Linked DNA regions of Homo sapiens: region 1 is linked to region 2. Evidence: chromatin loops called from intact Hi-C (ENCODE). Cell type or tissue: MCF 10A. All regions are shown on one strand. Links, peaks and the distances in the headings refer to the core of each region. The heading gives the core; the rest is flanking DNA. Region 1 has its middle 270 kb from the start of LINC01375. Region 2 overlaps LINC02653 (long intergenic non-protein coding RNA 2653).

Evidence for each region. Peaks named below come from ENCODE experiments on the same cell type or tissue, not always from the same donor. Only the 100,000 strongest peaks of a DNase experiment are listed, where the experiment ranks them.
Region 1: it touches region 2 in a loop (5-fold over the local background); 3 of 110 quality-filtered maps call a loop at or near these places.

The regions. Positions count from the first base shown.
Region 1 is chr10:90,221,677-90,224,510 of GRCh38, reverse strand. No RefSeq gene overlaps it. Among named protein-coding and RNA genes, the nearest start is that of LINC01375, 270 kb to the right of the region's middle. In MCF 10A, for the core only: no CTCF peak of the experiment used is centred there; DNase peaks (open chromatin) are centred at 1,380 and 1,920.
Region 2 is chr10:90,417,902-90,420,735 of GRCh38, reverse strand. The region is part of intron 3 of LINC02653 (long intergenic non-protein coding RNA 2653); the gene reads left to right. Among named protein-coding and RNA genes, the nearest start is that of LINC02653, 120 kb to the left of the region's middle. In MCF 10A, for the core only: no CTCF peak of the experiment used is centred there; DNase peaks (open chromatin) are centred at 1,365 and 1,655.

The DNA.
Region 1 (2,834 bases), core at 2-2,501, 200 kb after region 2:
TTAGTTGCAATGCTTTTTATGACATATTTGCCATCTATTGTCATGTAACAAATCCTCAAAATTTCGCAGTTTAAAATGACAGACACTAATTATCTCACATTTTCTGTCAGTCAGGAATCTGGGCACCACTTAGTTGGGTGTTTCTGACTCAAGCTCTTTCATGAGCTATAGTCAAGATGTTAGGCAGAGCTGCAGTCTCATGTGGATGAGATGACTGAGGTCAGTTAATTTGTGTACAAGCTCATTCACATGGCTGTTGACAGGCCTTGGTCACTCACCCCATGGGCTACTCCATAGGACTGCCCTACAATATGGCAGCTGGCTTCCCCCAAGGCAAGTGACGCCAGAGCTGTGAGGGGGAGCACACTCTTCCATATTCTATTCATTAGAAGCAAGGCAATAATTCCAGCCACCCCAAAGAAGAAGAGATTGCCTAAGGCCAGGAACACTAGGAAGCAAGGATCATTGGGACTCCTCTCACAGGTTGCCTAATGCATTGTCCAAGGATTTCATGTAAATGCTTCCTTTTAGTCAATATCTAAATATGTCAAGCTCATTACTACATTATACACATTATCCCTAATTCTAACAATAACTCTACATAGATAACTATTATTGGTGTTTTTTTAGCAAAATAAGTGAGGATCTGAGAGTTTAAGTAACCCTCCAATGATCACATAGCTTATACGTAACAGGAACAAAACTTGAAATAACTTATCTGCCAACTAGTTCCATGACTTTTCAATCATGTCTCTACTATTTGAGATATGTGTCACTGAATTTATTATTCTAAAGGTATATTAGAATGCTGTACTTGTCAAGCACTGAAATGCAAAAGAAATCATAAAACTGAAAGTAACAAAATGTCAAAAAAGAAACTAAATATTTATATTATTCTGTTCACTGAAATCTTGCCTTCAGATGAAAATTCATTATTGATGGTGCTTTAATAAAGAGATATTTTAATTCAAATTCCTGAGCAATATAAATAAGCATTTTTTGAAGTAATAATTCTGCAAATAGAGCAATTTTATATTACCAGAATGTAACTGGACCCAGGTTTGGCTGTTTGCCACTTGAAAGCCAAACATGACAGGCAAGGGCTGGTGGGCAGAAAAGTGGGTTTAATTGGAGAGACAGCAAACCAAGAAGATGGTAATTTGACATTTTAAAGTACTGTCTTAAATTTTAAAATTTACCATAGGGTTTTTAAAGGGAAACTTGGCATGGGAGACATGAGGAGTTGTGCAGGGTGCAGGGTCTACGTGTCTTCATTCTGATGGTTATCTTGGGCAATCACCCATCAGGAAGTCTGGTCGGCATTATCTTGACTTTGGCCTGTTGGTGGTGGACTCATTGTTCACAACTTTCCCAAAGTAGGCGGATTCCACAACAGGGTTTCCGTGCCTAGGTTGTTGCAAGATTAGCCTCTGGGATTTCTTAGGCAAGAGTATAGTCAGGTAAGTATGCATTGCCAGAGGGGAGTGTTTAGAGAGGGAAGGAATGAAGAGGTGAGAGGGGAGGAAACGAAGAAAAATAATGTGGATAATTAAAAAATATTTTTTAAACTGAGGTTCCTGGTTATAAGAATATGACATAACAGAAAAAAGGAAAATGCCTGAAGATTCTGCTAATTTGAACAATATATATGCATATAGCTTAGTTTAAAAGCATATAATACATGAGATTCAGGGTCAAAATTCCTATGAAATATTTTTTGTCAGAGAATCGGGAATTCAATTTTCATTGGAATCAGTATAGAGCAGAAAAGAAACGTTGTGTTTATCCTATTAGCTGTTCTCTGTACTACGTCTGATTGTAAAGAACAGAAATAAATAAATACTATCCAGGAACAGAGAGTGAGTTGAAAGCATCAGGGAAATGTGTTTTTCTATGATCCCAGCTGGATTTCACCAGGGCTAAAATCGCATTCCATAAGGATGAGATCAGTGATGGGTGAGACAGAACATGTCTCCCAGCTTTCTACAGATTGTAATCTGATCTACATAGATTACAGCTATGTACTACAAATCTAAATTAACTCAAAGTTTTATGAAAAAAACAGACGTTGGGGTGGTGGAAGAATGAAGTGGCAGAGCATAGAGGATCTTTAGGGCAGTGAAAATACTCTGTATATTTTAATAATGGATATGGGTCATTGCACATTTGTCCAATACCATAGAATGTGTAACACCAAAAGTGCACTCTAATGTAAATTATGGGCATTGGGTGATTATATTATATTGCTTTAGGTTCATCACCAATAACAAATGTATCACTCTGGTGGGGTATGTTGATAATGAAGGAGGTTATGCATGTGTGGGGGCAGAGACTACATGGGAAATCTCTGTATATTCTCTATTTTGCTGTGAACCTAAAACTGCTTTAAAAATAGTCTTTGAAAATAATAATAATAATCAGGAAAGATGTGTCAGGAGTTGCAAAGAGAGTGAATATTATTTAGTTTAATTCCATTAAAAAAAATCCACACCTGACACAATTGATTTTCTTAATTAATTTTAGTTAATGATTTTAAAAGACACTAAATGCTACTGTAGACAAACTCAAGTTTTGGAAAAAGCCAAATCAAAACTAGTAAACAAATTAATTTTGATTTATTTACCCTTTACCCATCTCCCCATCACTCCTGCCACTCTTACAAACTGCTACTCTTATAAACTGCCACTCCCTTTATCCCAGCCACTCTTACAAACTGATGTCTGGGAACTTGCATTCTCTACTTCTTTCTGGTTCCAGCAAAAATCAACCTATTCTAAGGCCCATCTTCTCAGGCTTGCTCCCTGCTTGGACATTAAGAAGCACTTTTAAGCAAA
Region 2 (2,834 bases), core at 255-2,754:
CTCACAAGCTTTAGCTTCAGCTCTGCCAATAATCAACTGTATGATGTAGGTGAGTTAGAACTTTGGGTTTGCAATGTTCCTCATCTGTGGAAATCTGTAAAAATGTCTTCACATTTTATTAAAAAGTCTATTGTTTTAAATTTTTCTCATCCATGTCTCAGCACCTGTTGACTCTTCTCTGCTATATCCTGCCTACAAAGAACTTTTTTTTTATTTTTAACTTCATTTTCATTGTTGACACTACTACAGATAGATAGAACATTTTTAAAGTGTTTCAGTTAACATAGTAAGAAGTAGAATTTAGTTTGACTTTATAAACTTGTAAAACTGGAATTATCTTTGGTAAATCCAAATCCTTATGTAATGTACACATTTATAAAAGAATACGTTTAACATTCATCAGGTATTTCTTGATCTATTTCTGTGATGGAATGCTCATTATTTTATATTTTTCTTTTGTTTGTATTTAAGAAAAATTTCCAAAAGTTTAATTTTTATAAATTTTATTAAATGTGTGTTAAAAATTCAAACACATTTATAATTAATGTATTTTATTAGCTTTTCTGTCCTTAAGCATTATAACAACCACCACTGTCTCTAATGGAATAGTTGACAGCTAATTTGATTTTCTAACTATTTATATGTTTATTTTCATTAAATACTTTAACTCCTTCTTCCAAATAATATTTTATATTAAGTAGGGTAAAAACTTTGAAATAATGATGCCACATTAATAAAATACTTATTTGAATGAAATATTTAAAAAATTAGAAAGGATTTGAGTACATTTGATACATTCAACATAATATGGGAGCTTGATAAAATATGAAATGCCAAAAATAAATTCGCTGTACCATTAAAGTTTTTCCAACTAGTTTTTCCTTTTAGCATAAACTTCTTCTTTCTAATAAAGAAATTTTATTCATATTCATTGGCCAATATCCCATGACAATGATCCATGTGCTAAATATAAGCTTTAATGGTTTGCGATGATGAAATTGTTTCCAGGTTCTACAACCTAAGAAAGGAGGTTTTATGAGAATTATCTAGGGTAATCAATAATTAAGGATTTTAGACTTTGGAAGAGATCTTAGTGTTTACCTTTTTCTTTTTATAGTTCAAGTAGGCAGTGAGATAAGGAGATTGTCTAAAACAACATAGCCATTAGGGTCAGTGACAGAACTGGAAGCCAGCTCTCTGAAATCCTGTTTCTCTTCTGTATTATCTATATGAGATAAGGGGCTTTATGGCAGGAGTCAACAAACTATAGTTTATAGACCAGATGCGGCCTGTATCTGTTTTTGCAAGTACAGTCATATGTTGCTTAATGATGGGAATACAATCGAGAAATGCATCATTAGGCGGTTTTGTCATTGTGTGAACATCATTAAGTGTACTTACGCAAACCTATAGAGGGTACAGCCTGCTACACACCTGGGTTATGTGGTACAGCCTATTGCTCCTAGGCTACAAACCTGTTCAGCATGTTACTCTTCTGAATACTGCAGACAATTGCAACAAAAAGTTAAGTATGTGTGTATCTAAACATGGAAAAGGTAGAGTAAAAATATGGTATAAAAGATATTAAAAAATGGTACATCTGTATAGAGTACTTACCATGAATGGAGCCTGTAGGAGAGGAAGTTGCTCTCGGTGAGTCAGTGAGTGAGTGGCGAGTGAATGTGAAGGCCTACGGCATGACTGTACTCTATTGTACACTTTATAAACACTGTGTACTTAGGCTACTCTATGTTTATAAAAAGAAATTTCTTCAATAATAAGCTAACCTCAGCTTACAGTAGCTTTTTTACTTTGTAAACTTTTTAGTTTTTTGAAACTTTTTGACTCTTTTGTACTAATACAGGTTAAAACACAAACACATGCAACTGCACAAAATATTTTCTTTATATTCATATTCTCTAAGCTTTTTTCTATTTTAAAAATATTTTATTGGCTGGGCACAGTGCTTCACACCTGTAATCCCAGCATTTTGGGAGGCTCAAGCAGGAGGATCACCTGAGGCCAGGAGTTCAAGACCAGCCTGGTCAACATGGTGAAACCTTATCTCAACTTAAAATACAAAAATTAGCCAGGTGTGGTGGCACACGCCTGTAATCCCAGCTACCTGGGAGGGTGAGGCAGGAGAATCACTGGAACCTGGGAAGTGAAGGCTGCAGTGAGCCCAGTTCGTGCTACTGCACCCCAGCCTGGGCGACAGAGTGAGACTCTGTCTCAAAAAATATATATATATATATATTTATTTTTTGAACTTTTTAACCTTTTTGTTAAATATGAGACACAAACACACACATTAGCCTAGGGCTACACATGTTCAGGATCATCAGTATCATAGTTTTTCATGTCCACATCTTATCCCACCAGAAGGTCTTCCACGCATAACGCACATAGAGCTACCATCTCCTATGATACCTTTTGAAGGATCGACTTGCAGCAGTTTTACAGTTAACTTTTTTTTTCCCTGTAACTAGAAGAAGTAAACTCTATAATAACAATAAAAATATAGTATAATAAATTCATAAACCATTTACATAGCCATTTGTTATCATCAAGTATTATGTACTGTACATAATTGTGTGTCCTATACTTTTTACAACTGGCAGCACAATGGGTTTGTTTATGTTGATGAAAAGAGTCAAACTCTGTAAAATATTTAAAGAGATTTACTCTGAGTCAAGGATGAGTGACCAATGGCCCGTGACACAGCCCTCAGGAGAGCCTGAGAACATGTGCCCAAGGTGGTCAGGGCACAGCTTGACTTTATACATTTTAGAGAGACATGAGACCTCAATCAATATGTGTAAGATGTACATTGG